Regions from separate parts of the Homo sapiens genome. Here region 1 is linked to region 2. Evidence: chromatin loops called from intact Hi-C (ENCODE). Cell type or tissue: Caco-2. All regions are shown on one strand.

Region 1 (8,000 bases), 1.1 Mb after region 2:
GAAAAAGTGACTGCCAAACCACACTTCCTGCAGCATCATTACTTACTCCCTGCTCTCTTTTCTGTGGACTTCAGAATTCTTAACACAATATTCCAAAGAGCCACAGGGTTTGCATATTAGATAAAAGCTACTAAGTTACATTAATATCTCCCCACTGGAAAATATATTTTAAAATTTTGCTGAAGCAAGTGTACTAAATTTTTGCTATAATAATTTGGAAGTTTATGCACCATGATCAAACTAGTTTGTAAAACTATTTTATACTGTATATAAATATTTTTTAATTTGTAGCTTAAAGTTAATTTCAAGCTATTCCGTCCCGTTTTATCAAGATTCCAATGTGATCTCTGATAAGGAATTTGTTCTAGATTACTTGATTACACAGAAATGTATACATTTAAACTTATATTTATATATAAATATATATGTATATGTATATGCATATGTATATTATGTATGTATATATGCGTGTATATATACACATATAATTATGTATGTATATACATATGTGTATATATGTATGTGTATACATATATACCTACACATACATAGACACACGTGTAATGATTTTTGTGGCAGTTTTATATATATATGTGTGTGTATGTGTATCTATCTATCTATCTATCTATCTATCTATCTATCTATCTATCTGTCTATCTATATGCATTGTACCTAAGTGGGATAGAAATTATAGAAAGTTGAGTATTATGAAACAAATATCTGTACCCACATGGAATGCATATTAGAACACCTCATTTTCTTACTTAAAATATTTTTCACAAAAACCTAAATTAAAGAGATATTCTTTCCATTTTAAAAACTGGTAAATTGAACATCAGAAAGTTTAGATAATTTACTTAAGTTACACAGCTAATGTATGTCAAAGTTGAAATGTGTCATACATTTGCCTGATTCCTAAGATAGGGTTCTTAACATTCCTGCGATATGGTCTCCTTTTCAAGTTGGCCCCTAAATGTGGTGCAAATGTTATTGGGAAAACACACCATACATGTTATTTGTAAACTATATGGTCTATGATCTTTGTAAATTACTTTGTTCAAACAAAATTGTACTAGAGGAAAAGACTATTGTCATGGTTACTCAAAAGGCTGCTGTCTCAAATATAAAAATGAGATTTACAAATTAAAAAATCCACATTCAAAAATCTCAAAAGGCTGGGCATAGTGGCTCATGCCTGTAATCCCAGCACTTTAGAAGGCCGAGGCAGGAGGATCACTTGAGGCCAGAAGTTCAAGACCAGCCTGGGCAACATAGCAAGACTCTGTCTCTAAAAAATAAACAAACAAAATCTCAGCAGCGAGGTCAAGAAATATGAACAGAGAATACACAGAATAAGAAATACAAAGATCTTATCAACAGAACGACACAGCAGTAGTCCAAGAACAGTAACTAAATAAGATGTTACATATTGCTTACCTACTGGCATAACATTTTTATAGATTTATAAAAGCTTGTGTTTGTGAGGATATAGAGTAAAAGAATCTCAAACAGTGATGACAGAATTATATATTATATAAACCATTTGGGAGGACTGTATATACATTTTAACTCAAGTATACTTTTAGTAATCTATCTCATAAATATGCAAGAAAATATGTACCAAGATGCATATTACAGCTTTATTTGTAAGAACCAGCTCAACTTGTTGAAATTTGGAAAATGTTTAAAGAAGATACTGATCATCCATGTTGTAGAATAAAAGAATGGAATGGGTAGTATGTAGAAACATTGAACAACATTCATAATGTTAAAAAACCAGAAATAGTCTTAATAAAGTGTATGGAATATGACCTTGTTTCAAATATTATTCACAATGGTTAGTCATAGGCAATGGGAACTGGAAAGGATAAAGGAAATATGAGGAGGTTTCCTTACATTGAACTCTATTCAATTCTGTATTTTAAAAACTTTCAAATATATATATTTTCTATTTGTTAAAAATCAATAACTTTTTTAAGTTTTTTTTCCCACTGGAGAATTTGCCTCTTCCCCTGAGCTAACAGTAACATAGGTAAAGCAAAAAAGTTCAAAAGAAAGCAACAAAGTTAGGTATACTTTCTACTTATTCTAAGTTATATCTGTTTATCTAAGATTACAACAGAACAGAAGCAAGTCCTGTTTAGAAAAACATCATGGCAGTGTGAATTTGAAAGCATTGCTTCTCCATAATACAAAATAAGTGACATTGTATAATTAAGGAATGTAAGTTTAACATATAACAGATAAAGTACCTTTTTGGAAGTGAAAATGCATTATCATCTCAACCACAGGAGAATATGTAATTCAAGTGTTGTAGGGAACTCTAGAAAATTAATTGATATTTGAGCTATCACCAACGTAAATAAAAGAATAACTTAGTTACAAAAATAAAACAATCAAGGCACACCTAAATGCTAAATTTCTTTACTTCTTTTATTAATCCTATCTCTTCTTCATTCCTTTCATACATAACATTCCAAAGAAATGTATGCCTTCTTAAATCTCAGGATTTCCTCAAGAGGCTCCTCTGTCTAGAGACTCTTATGCTCCCCTGACAACTCTGTTAGTAGTCGTTTTCCTCTAGGTTAGGCTACCTAGAGGAAAATGATTCTCAAATTCTCAGGGGCTTACAATTAACACATGTTTATTTTTTGCTCCTGCTCTATGAGGGCAGTTGTCCTGGGTCCTGTGGGTTTGCAGGCAGGGATCCACATGTTTTAGCATTTCAGAATCCAAGCAGGAGGAATTGCCACTGCATGGAACATGCTGTTCTCACAGTTGAGAGCGGAAGTGAATAAGCCTCCAGATTAAATAATAGCATTTAAAACTTTTGCTTTGATGTAGCAAATGTCATGCCCACTCATCCCATTGGCCAGAGTCTGTCCCATGACCCAGGGAAGCCACTGACTGAGAAATCATGAAAGGCAGGGAAGATTAGTATAATTATGAACATATCTTGCTATCTATTGTTGTTACTGAATTATGATAGAACAAGTTGATCACACTTTTGTTATTTTCTACTTTTTTCAGTCTCTTAAAAGGTATATATAAATCACCCCAGTGGTCAAGGGGGTAGCCTTGGCCGGATGAAGCACACACATGATGCACACACAAATGCAAACACCCACAAAGTCAATACACAGTCATCGGGAGCCCATTTCCACCTTTAGCATGACTAAGATGTCGAATAACAAACATCCAGACACCTAAAGGATGCCTTTTATTCAAAGCGTTGGTAGCAGAGATTAACTAGAGGCAAGTATTAAATGAACTCAGTTTGTGTTCAGTGAATAAGGAGTTGGAAGGAGACTCATCTGCAGACGTTATCTCTTGTGAATCCAGGCTTGTTTTTAGCCTGCCTGTAAATCCTCAGCTACAGTCACCATTTGCTGTATATTTCTTGGTATAGCTATCATTACCCATTTTCAATGTGAGACAACTTGCATATCCCACTGATAACTGAAACACAACTGTCAAAAACAAAAATTTCAAACCTAAATAGTGAATATAAAAAATTGCTGAATGGTATCAGTATTTTAAATTACATAATGAATTACAGTTCAGTGTCATACATTTGTCTTTCTCATTCTCCTTGACCTAAGACCAATGAATTAAAACTTAATTGTGACTATAAAACATATGAAAGGGTTCAAACTGGAGATTTGAACGAATCCAACACCTTAAGCTTTTAATTTAAATAAGCAGAAAAAAATTATACAGATGAAAAGGGCTGCTGATACCAAAAAACTTCCCCAGCAAAGTAAAACTTTGAAAGTTTAATTTTCCAGAAAACCGTGACAAAAAACGGAAGGCTTTGGGGATATCAGTAAAGCAGGGGGAGTCTCTTACGTTTTCTGTTTTCCCTTCTGTGGCTTACACTGTGTTAAGAATGATAATCAACTTTAGTAAATATTCAGAAGCCTACTGAAATGAATGTGAAAGAGAAATGACATAGTTAAAACTTATATTAGTTGCCCTAAAGGAATTAAAGTTTAATATGACATTTATTGATCAATAAATGCTGACTGGGAAATTATCTTGGAATTGAAAATGATTGTTACTTCTTCCAATTCACTTAATTCATATAGCTTGGACTGGTAGTAGATATGAGAGGTCTGATGCCTGGCTAGAAGCAACAATGTGGAACCTCATCATTAAAAACTGTTGAGGCTCAATTTACGTAGCTGTATCTTCAGCTTTTGTTTACCTGAAAGAGAAATCAATTCTTTCTGAGTTATAGGGAAGGAGAAAAGAAGTTAGCCTCATATATCTCTTCAGAAAACTTGCTTCTGTGATCTCCTCAAATACTGTGAGCTGTGACCCACCCCTACACCTTCCCCCACACAAGTCACATGGCACAGCAAGGGTGAAACCAAAGTCAGGGTTATAATGAGAGATCTAGCGGGATTTTTTTTAGATGCAATTACACGTGCAAGTGAAATCAAGATGTTACACTTAAACGGTAGAAGCACCACATTCAAAGTCCAGAAAATAAGACCAAAACAAACCATAAGAATCAAAAGTTGAAGACAAGAGAAGGAAGTTGAGTGGAGCTTAATGTAATTTGTTGAGTATGCACTTTCCTTCTCTTGGGCTTTTTTTTTTTTTTTTTTTTTTTTTTTTGAGATGGAGTTGCGCTTTTGTTACCCAGGCTGTATGTAGTGCAATGGGGCAATTTCGGCTCACCGCAACCCCTGCCTCCCGGGTTCAAGCGATTCTCCTGCCTCAGCCTCCCAAGTAGCTGTGGTTACAGGCGTGCGCCACTACACATGGCTAATTTTGTATTTTTGGTGGAGACAGGGTTTCTCCGTGTTGGTCAGGCTGGTCTCAAAATCCTGACCTCGGGTGATCCACCTACCTTGGGTGATCTGCCCGCTTCGGCCTTCCAAAGTGCTGGGATTACAGCCGTGAATCACCACTTCCGGCCGGGCTATTTTTAATAAAACCTATCTAAACTTTGCTACTCAAACTGAAAAGCCTCTTAAAATTTATTGGGACTTCCTCCCAACAATTTAGCTAGGGTGATTCAGCAATAGTAGAGGTAGAATCAGACATAAGTGGATTGAAGTGTACACTTCAATTTGAAAATTGAAAAACAAGCAAACATGGAACACGTGAATGTAGAATACTCTTCTGAGTGGTTTAAATAAAAGGAAAAGGGAAAGTTTTATTTACGTGTGAAATTGAGAACAGTGCCAAGTTTTGTGGCAGGCACACACTTATAAGACGTTTCTTTTAGAATAGAAGGGATATAAAACCTGGGACTAGGCTAAGAGAAAAGATGTTTGAGAAGGAGACTTAGAAGATGTAGGAAAAAGGAGAGATGTGCTGATGAACTATGCCCTTGGCTTCTGTCTGCTTCTGGGGTCAAAGATCACGAAGCCATATTTGGTGTCTCTTTGTGATTTACAATCCACCATATCTGGTACGTCAGCAATTATTAGTGTTACCTTCAAAATAGATCCTGAATCTTACTACTTCTCACCACCTCCACTGCTAACATTTTAGCAATACCAACATCATTTCTCCCTTTGACTAGTGCTGTAGCCTCTTCAGTGACTTCTGTATGTCTGTGCTTAGCTTTCGCAGATCTTTTACTCCATATATGGTCTCAGCTAAAGTAGATCCTGTTACTTCTTTTTTCAAAACATGCAATGGCTTCGCATCATACTTAGAAAAAACCAGTTCACTAAGGCAATATAATCCCTGCTCATCTCTCCAGGTTCTTTTTGTTTTAACCCTACCCGCCCTCCCTTACTTTACTCAAGCCATACAACCTTTTTTAATATCCCTTGAACATGTCAACTACATCTGCCTTAGTCTGTTTAGGCTGCTAAATAGAACAGCATAAACTGGATGGCTTATAAACAACATAAATTTATTTATTACAGTTCCAGAGGATGGGGATTCCAAGATCAAGGCACCAGCAGATTCTGTGTCTGGTGCAAGCCAGCTTCTTGGTTCATAGATGATGACTTCCTGCTGAGTGCTCACATGGTGGGAAGGGATTAGCTAGCTCTGTGTCCTCTTCATAGAAGGGCACTAGTCCATTAATGAGGATTCCATCCTCATGACCTAATTACCTCTTAAAGGGCCCTCTTCCTAGTACCATGACATTGGTGATTTGATTTCAACATATGAATTTTAGGTGCACACAAACATTCAGATCATAGCAACTTCTTAACACAGACCTTTCACATTTGCTAGTCCAAGAGCCTGTGTAGCCTCATAACTTATCCCTCCATTCATTCAAGATTTTATACAAATAGGTTTTCAGAGAGGATTTCTCTGATCAGAGAGGCTAATCTCTATCATCTTACACAGTTTTATTTTTTATAGTACTTATCACTACCTGACATTTTAATGTATTTATACTGTAACATGATAGGTATTTACTATACTATGTGATTCTAATAAGAGCAATACACTTTTTTGTTTGGTATTTGACCAAATGCTCTGTGCCTAGATGTTTATGCAATAAGGAGGCTACCTTAAAGAAAAAATAAAAATCCAAATAAAATGTTATAAAAATAAATATGTACTTAAAACAAAAATGTAAAGGACAATCTTTTCTATTTTTTTTTTTTTTTTTTTTGCTGGGTTCTATCAATGTCTAATTTATGAGCTATAAAATTCACTAATTTTAAGTGCATCATATGAATTCTGACAGTTGTAAACTCTCCCAACACCCAGCACAATCACAATATAAAATGTATATATCACCCCCCCAAACTCTCTTTTATTGTCAATCACCTCCCCCAACTCCCAGACCATAGCAAACACTGATCAGTGGTCACTCACTACAGTTTTGCCTTTTCAAGAATTTCATCTAAATGAAATCAAATAGTTTGTAGAGTTTTATGACCGTCTTCTTTACTTAGCATATTCAAGATTAATCTATATTGTGGCGTAGATGAGTTGTTCTTTCCTTTTCATGGATATTCATATTTCATTATATGCATATACCATGTTTTTTTTTTTTTTTGCCACCCCTCAGTTGGTGGGCATTTGAAAACTTTCTAGTTTAAGGCTGTTACAAAGTACCATTGAACATTCATGTGTGAGTCTTTGTAAAGATAAACATTTTCATCTGTGGAGTTGTGCGGCTGTGTCATATGATAAATGCATGTTTAACATTATGATAACATCCAATTGTCTTCCAAAGTGGTTGCATGATTTTGCGTTCATCCTAGGAGTGATTGAGTGTTACAGCTCTACTGTGTCCTCACCAGTGCTTGATGTGGTTAGCCTTTATAGTTTTTGTCGTTCTAGTAGGTATGTAGAGGCTCACTGTGGCTTAAATTTGCATTTTTCTTATGACCAATGATGTTGAACGTTTTCCCTATGATATTTGCCATTCATTTATTTCTTTGATGATGGGTCTATTGAAGTCTCTTGACAATGCTAGTATTAATATACATAAATATAATAGTCTGTTATATATCTAGAAACATGTCTCTTTATCAGTATATATTCCATGAATAATTTCTCTCTGTCTATGGCTTGGGTCTTTTACTGTCTTAGCAGTTTCTTTTGAAAATAGAAAATAATTTAAATTTGATAAAGTAAATTTTATCACATTTTCTCTAAAAGAAATACATCTAAGTACAATGCCTAATACAATGTTCCAAGTAATTTCTCATATGATTTTTCTAGATGTTTTACAGTTCTAGCTCTCATATTTAGAAATAGGATCTTGAAAATAATTATTATATGTTTTTAGGTAAGTAATAAGTCTTGATTACTTTTCTGCCTATGATTATTCGGTTTTCCCAGCATTATTTGTTGAAGGATTACTCTTTTCTCATTGAATTGCCTGGGTACTTTTGTTGAAAATCAAATATATGGGTGGGTCTGTTCCTGGACTTTCTATTCTGTTCCATTGATCTATTCATCTATCTTATTCTCATATCACACTGTTGTATTTATTGTTACTTTATAGAAAATCTTGAAATCACATAGTTTAAGTCCTCCCTCTTCATTCTTTTAAATATTTTTCT
Region 2 (8,000 bases):
TGGTTTCCAAACTCACTTTGTTTGGGCTCTGACTACAATTAGATAATTGTATATCAACTTGCACACTGATAGAGGAACAGTGTAATTCGTGGTGCAATCTGATGATGATTCTAGAGGATTTGTGAAGGCCCCATTACTCCCTAGAATGTTTGCTCATCTGTTGACTCCTACTGAAATAGCCACAGTCCTCTATCATCCGTGCTTCATCCCTTCATCCCGAGGTAGGAATCCCTGTGATATGTAAAGGTTGTAACATAGGTAATTCCCCAAGGTGTTATTAATCATAACTAAAGGTACAGAAAGTACGTGCGATTTTTTTTTCTGTGGGTGGGAGTAGGAGTCCCTAAAGGTAGAAATTCTGAAAAGGAGTGAAAGGAAAGAGAAACAGTCAAGAGGAAAAAGGAGAATAGAAAATCCAGAGGTCCTGGGGACCCTCTTGCCTGACGACTTTTGCCTTTGGTCCTCCTGTTGACAAAACTCTAGGGTTTTAAAGAATCTAAATTGCTTTTTGTCACCTTCTCAGTTAGAGAGGCTAATCCTAATATTAATGAACACACTTGAGCAATGAAATCGTAAGTTTTTTTCTTTCATAACCAAGCCCATCATATATGATCTACATTACAACTGCTATCCACGCAATGCATATGTGTTTTAGGATTGAGTAACTTTTTCTTTCCCATCTGTACTCTAAAACTGCGCCATATGTCACCTAACAAGGTATTTTCCATTATTATTTTATTCAGTTCACTACATGTTATTCCTCTTGCCCCTTGAGAATGAGCCTGTCTGTAATCAGAAATCACTTCTGCTCACAGCTCAGTGCACCTACTGTAGATGTGGCAAATACGTGTTTATGGGGCTGGTAATTGGATTAAAACATTAAAAAGAAACAGAAAGATGGACCGTATTGAAACGAATGGAAAACACAAGCATGAAAATCAACAAAACCAAAATGAATTAAAAGCTCCAATGAATGAAATCGCTATTAATAGGAGTTATTTATCAGTAACAATGCCCTGGATTTTGCAGGGCTCAACATTCAATTGCAATGACATTTAAAAACCTAAGTGGAGGAGGAAAAGAACTTTTGAACAGACTTTCTGTGAGAATGTTTCGAAAATAGCTGATCAGTTTCTGTGTATCTTCTGGCTGCCTTTACGCTGTTCATGTCTTCTTTGCCCCTGGATATTGAAATACTATAGTAGGGAAAATGTCCCGTGTTAAATTATTTAAGAGGGCAAATTAATTATTCTCTTAAATTTGGGTGCTATTTTGATACTTGAAATTAGAGAAAAGAGAAAGCAAGTGTGATCTGTTTTCACAGGGTCTTGCTGCGTTCTGTGAGTGTGGCACTGGGGGCTTGCTGGTCCATGTTGTCAATCCAGGAGTGATGGAGTTCATATACAGCTGACTGCTTCCATTCTCAAAACAGACCCATAGAATTCAGTTTCAGAACAGTCTCCTAATACTGTTACTCAAAATACTTTTTACAAAGAAGCCGACGTTTTGGGGGAAAACACAAGAAAACACCTAGTAATAGAACAAAAGCGATCGTAATACAGAAATGTGCAATCAAACAGTCATCCAGGAATGCTGATATCCAATAACAGGTAGGCTCTTATGTAAATGTGATCCAAAGAGACAATGGATCAGATTCAACAGTAAACTGAATCCAGAAGAAAAAAAAAATGCAAAGAGAAACAAGAGAAATGTTTATATCCCAGGAACGACAAAAAGCAGAAAACCAAAGCCAAGGGAATAAACCACCCTCACTACTTGTCTAGCAGGTGCTCTTCAAACGGAACACCTTCAGTCTGCGCAAGAAGCAAGCTCTTACCTGATGGGCCGGATCACTCCTTTGTGTAGCTCTGTAGACCTAAATATGAAGAAAATAGAAGTAATGAAGCACAGTCCTCCAATTTGTGAAACATGCTCTATGCTAACATGTAATTTTTCAAAAAATTGTTCTTTAAGAAAAACGGTGAAGCAATGGGTAACAACTGAGATTAATTTTGTGTCATTTGCTCTTGTAAATTTCTCATTGTGCTCACCGACCTACAGTGAATGCAGAAGTGAAATTTACTTGTGGAAGGCTTGTTGTTCCCCGTCAGAGTAAAATAATATTGCTGCATTAATTGATTTTTGATTTCTACTACATCTACGCAAATAAGATTTTACTCGGGGTGGTCCATATTACATTGAGGATTTTGATACCTGTTGGCTACCTTCTATTTTACCATATCAATTGAATGAGAGGTAAAGAAGGAAATTCAAGCCCTTCTTCTGCCACAGAAATTCTGTCTAGAGACTTAATGTCAGAGGATTATTCTGGAAATCTCTTAATCTGTTTTATTTTGATGGTAAAATCTAGAACATTAGCCAGTTGTTTGGGTCAAATGTTTACTGAAATCCATTTACTACACGTAAGCTTTTTTATGTTTTAGCTAAGCAATACAAACAAACTTGGTTCCAAAATGGGTTTTATATGAGTTAAAATTCATTTTCATGGTTGTCAGTGGTGTAAGATTGATGAATTAGGAGCTGGGAGGAATATGCTATTATAAATGAAAAACCTGATCTTCATTCTAGAATCCTTGAATTCATGAACCTAGACTAGGACTTGACAAACTGTAGCTCATGGGCCAAATCTAGCCTGTTAGCCTCTGACTTGTGAGCTAAGAATCATTTTTACTTTTTTAAATGGTTAAAAAAAATCAAAAGAACAGCACTATTTCATGGCATGTGAAAATTTTATGAAATTAAAATTTCACTGGGGACCAATAAAGTTTTCTGGAGCACAGCCATACGCACTTGTTTATATATAGTCTGTGGCTCCTTCCACTCTATGAGGACAGTAGGTGAGTAGTTGGAATGGAGAGGGTATGACCTGCATATCCTAGAATATTTACAACCTGGCCCTTTTAGAAAAGTGTACTAACCCCTGACCTGGGCAGTCATTGATTTCATCTCGGTTGGAGGTTTGGAGGCAGATAATGTGATGAGACCCTAACAACTGACGCTGATCAATAAGGTAGGTGAATGCTAACTTTTCAGACCATTAAAATAAAAAGAACTGTATTTTGTCCTGGGGCCCATAGGTCACTCACAGCAGACTATGAGGGATATAAACATGAATAAATGGAGTCCTTAGCTGTCTGTGCTGGAAGTCCTAGGCTGAATTCATTGCTGTACTTTAGATACTCATCAGTTCTACTCTTCATCTGATAAGACTTTATTCTTAATATTTGATAAGAATATCTAGATCATTAATTCAATACAGAATAAATAAAAACCCTTGAGAGAAGCAAATCAAAATATTTAAGTATATATCTAATTATTATTTACATGAGGAATTTACATGAAACTAAAAATGTCTACATATTTCTGTAACTTATACAAATAATACTTAAGCATTTATATGAAATTGAAAAATGGACACAACCAAACTATATTTTTAATGAAAAGATATAAACACATAAACATACCTATTCATATATACGTAGTAAACAATTAACCTTGCTAAAAGAGAGCTCTGGCCTTTTCCCTTCGCCCTGGGAAATCATGGCTAAGTTCTTGGAATGTCCTGTTTGATATGAGTGTCACTGTTTACCTGGGCCTCTTGGACTGCACCAGATAGGCTATGCTAACAATGTGATTTATGTCAGAGGCCTTGGGCCACGCGCTATCCAAGTGATTTTTGGTGAAGCTGGAGACAAAGGCCTTGCATATAGTCAACGTGTTTATGTAACTGGGCCCTAATAAGAACTCTGGACAACAAGCTTGGTGGGCTTCTGTGGTTGGCCTATAGCATACAAATTGTCATACATCATGTTTCTGGGAGAAGAAAGCACTGTCTGCAAAACTCCAGTGGGAGAGGATTACTAGAAGCCTCGCTCTTGGAACTGTCCTGGATCCTGCCCCATGTGCCCCTCCCCTTGGCTGATTTTAATCTGCATCCTTTCACTATAATAAACCAAAACTGTTGAGTATGAGCACTTTAGTGAGTTTCGTGATCTTTCTAGAAAATTTTCAAACCTGAAGGTAGTCTTGGGGATCCCTAAACTTGCAACTGGTGTCAGAAGTGGGGGTGGTCTTGGGGACTCCCAAACTCTGCAGTGTATATACATTTTTTTATTTGTTTATACACATACGCACATACATACATACATACATACATACATACATACGTACATACATACAAATCATGCTACCCGAGTTTTGTGCATGTTTTGGGGAGTGGATAGCATGTTGATTCGAGAATGCTAATGATTCTTGATCTGGTGGTGGTTAAATGAGTATTAACGTATCATTATTCTTTAACCCGTAAATATACATTTTATATACTCTTCTGTATTTATAATATCTCAGTATTTTAATAAAGAGGAAAAACTCCCTGTAGAGGAAGATATTCACACACATTCACACAAGGTTCAGTGCAGCAACTGAAGCATTCACCTATACCAGAGATTACCATTCTAAATTGAAGGAGAAAAAGGAATAATGTAACATTCATGTATTTATCGTGTATTTTTCAATGGACAGCAATGTGTATCACCATGTGCCATGTATCTACTGAATACATTTAAAAGAGTAATATAAGTAACAGTTTTATTTTGAAATGTCAATATTGTGTTGATAATTGTGGAAACTAGATGGATATATGAGAGTTCATTATCCTGGTGTTCTTTTGGGTATGTTCAAATTTTTTCATGATAAAAAAGGTTTTTAAAAGTAAAACATAGGGCCAGGCATGGTGGCTTACACCTGTAATCCCAGCACTTTGGGAAGCCAAGGCTGGCGGATCACTTGAGGTCAGGAGTTTGAGACCAGCCTGGCCAACATGGTGAAACCCCATCTCTACTAAAAATACAAAAATTAGCCGGGCATGGTGGAGGGTGCCTGTATTCTCAGCTACTTGGGAGGCTGAGGCGGGAGAATGGCTTGAACCCAGGAGGTGGAGGTTGCAGTGAGCCGAGATCACATCATTTCACTCCAGCCTGGTAGAGAGATTGAGACTTTGTCACAAAAACAAAAAACAAAACATAAGAAAAGATTACCATTTTGTCCTTAGTCTTATTACTCAGGGGCTACTGCCTATTTTTCATGAAGAGAGCAGTCACTAAAATGAATTCAAATTGGAGATATATCATACTGCACCATCTCCTACCATTCTTGATAAATTATAGCCACCAGCTTATAAATAAACAAGTATTATTTTAGCTTTTTACAACAATATGCTAAAGTAGGGGGTGGAGATAAACAAAACTCTCCTGAAATCCCTTTATTTTAGCTTAGTTGTTCAAGGACCATAATCACAATTCCCCTGGCCATGTGAGGGAATATTGGTTTTGATTTGTTTTATTTGCTCTTTTCTGGAGACTTAGAAATTCTGTTCTACTGTTTATATGTGTATCCTGGAATGGAGTATTTGTTTCATCTTATTTTGACCTCATTGTAGCAGCATAAACCCCATTTGTGCAGGTTAAATGACTTCGAAAGCTCAGATCCCCAGTAGATTCCAAAAGGATCCTAACAGAGAACTATAACTTCCTCCATGAACAGGAACTGGGATCTCACCCCCTATTTAATCACCTATCCAAGTTCTGGGAATGCTGTGTGCTTAAAACAGTTTTTAATGGATTGATCACAAGCAAAATTCAACCCTATCAACAGTCAATCTCCTTCACTCACAGAGATGCATTTGGTGCAGTTTCTGGCCTTTTGGCCGTCATTGCATATCTACACTGTGGGGCCTTGGGTCGTGCACTAACACATTGACTTTGGTGAGGCTGGAATCAAAGATCAGCCCTGCAGATGGTCAACCATGTTTATGTAACCAAGCCTCCTATGTGCACCTTGTGCAGTGCTGTTCCATGGAAAGACCACCATCATCTTTCAGGTAGCAAAGACCAGCTGCAAAATAACATAATTCTTTACAGCCAGATCATTGAACTTTAGCAGTCACCAGTGCTTACTATCTGACAAATCTGATTACTGCCTGAAATATAGATGCTGTAATACGGTCACAGTAAGGCAAAACAATTTTAAATGTTCATTTAACTTCTTAAAATATCAGATATAATTTCTTGACCATAAAACAATCAAACAAACCTAAAACACAATTTGGAAATAATTTTTGCTAGATGTGTGGATCCATAAGTATCTCCTATAAAGTAATTTTACAGGCAATAAAGAGAAAAAGATTATAAAGATGGCTAGACAGCTAACTGAGTAGAATAGTCAGAATATGCCAAAGAAGCAGAGAGTTTTGTCACAGGCTTGCACCAGTAGTCTGCTCAGGCAGAGTAATACATATACACTAAAGATGGTAACTTACTAGGTCATGTTATAAAGTGACTGTCTTTCAAAAGTCACCCAGATTGACTGTCACAAGTCAATTCCTGGCAATTGCATTACTTGCCTTCATCTGATTCCATTGTTCATATAGTCCTAAATAATCAGGCTAGTCTTATTGATTAGTGGCTTGTTCTTGCCAACTGAGCAACTCAATCAAATTGACCCTGTGGCAACTTGTTTCATTGCTTAGCAGAGAACAGCTAGGATTCCCCCAAAGCCTGAGTCAGCCATCTTTGAGCATGTAAAACAATAAACATGAGGCTGCTTCCAAGCAAAGAGCACAGTTGTAGAGAACAAACCACTGGGTGGCACTACCGCATGCGGTTTCAAGGAGAGCTTGGCTACACTAATGGAGGATCTCAAATCTTAACGTGTGTTGACAATCATTCAGTGGAATTTGCAGGTACTCTGATTTCTGGGTCCCACTCTAGAGACACTGATTCAATATTCAGTATTGGGGCCCCAGGGATATGCATTTTTCAATAAGTACCTAAATAATTCTGATTGTGACCGTCTCAGAGAATCTTAGAGAAATACAAAGCTTTATTTGCCCTGTGGTCCAAACCTCAACAGTCAGAACTGCTTCTACCTTTCCAAAAGGGGCAGTTGGTTTCTGCTATCACCATTCAATTCATGGGTTTATGCCAGGACCTTTTAGCAGCCATAAATTCTATGACCCAGTAGAAAAGGGTGTAGCCAAAGGCTCTGTCCACAAGCGTAAGACCCACTCAGTCAGTGTATAAATGGTACTTACTTGGTTTCTATGTAAATGATGTGAACCTCCAAAGTATTTTATTAACATCCTGTAACTGTATATTCTAATGTCCCCAGAGAATAATCTTGGCTGATTTCTCTCTGCAGACTATACATTGCTATAGCCCTCATTATTTTACAGCTGTCAAGTAAAACCATGAGCAGCTGGGCTGAACTGGTCTGCTTTTTTGGACCATATTAAAAGACTTTACATTGTTAATAAATGGAGGCAATTAAAGGTTAAGTATTTAGTTCATCTAGCCCTTAGAATAATGAATGATTGTAAAGACAGGTTTAATTTAATTCCCCAAATAATTTGGCATTCTTGGTTATTAAGAGTCTAAAAGTACTGTCTGTTTCTGGTTCCATACTTAGCCAGTGTGGAAGCTGTCACTCCCCCCTAATAACAAGTAAAACAATGCAGGACAACAGCTCTTCTTAGATCTGTAAAAGAAGTAGGTTCACAGGACAAACCTCTGCCCTCCAAACTGGAAACACATCATAGGCAGACACAAAAAAAATCAGAACCTACAGGAGCAGAAACCTCCATGGAACCAGTGCTGGGGTAGGAAAACTGGAACTGTAACTGGCAACTCACTGGAGGCTTGGTGTGAACAAGCCTGAGAACCAAAAGCTCTAGGGGAACCCCATCACACTTTTGTGAATTTTACCTGCAGGAGCTTGACCAGATCCTCACAGTGAATGTAAGAGAAAAATCTCTTGGTGCTTTGCTTCTGGCATGGGGAGAGGCCAAGGAACCATTTTTGAAACACACCAGATCACTCTGTTCTTTTAAACAAAGTCTACCCTTAGGAAAAGCTAGTTAACCACGGTCTAATGTGCTAGAGTTTTATCAGAGCGCCACTGACCCAGGAGAAGGGAAAAAGTTC

What was found. Hi-C counts contacts between places; a loop is a spot of excess contacts. Peaks named below come from ENCODE experiments on the same cell type or tissue, not always from the same donor. Only the 100,000 strongest peaks of a DNase experiment are listed, where the experiment ranks them.
Region 1: it touches region 2 in a loop (3-fold over the local background); 7 of 110 quality-filtered maps call a loop at or near these places.

Annotation. Positions count from the first base shown.
Region 1 is chr10:9,600,198-9,608,197 of GRCh38, reverse strand. The region is part of intron 5 of LINC02663 (long intergenic non-protein coding RNA 2663); the gene reads left to right. Among named protein-coding and RNA genes, the nearest start is that of LINC02663, 270 kb to the left of the region's middle. In Caco-2, no CTCF peak of the experiment used is centred here; no DNase peak of the experiment used is centred here.
Region 2 is chr10:10,676,332-10,684,331 of GRCh38, reverse strand. It overlaps a transcript of CELF2 not described here. Among named protein-coding and RNA genes, the nearest start is that of CELF2-DT, 220 kb to the right of the region's middle. In Caco-2, a CTCF peak has its summit at 6,672 (motif pointing right); DNase peaks (open chromatin) are centred at 3,641 and 6,651.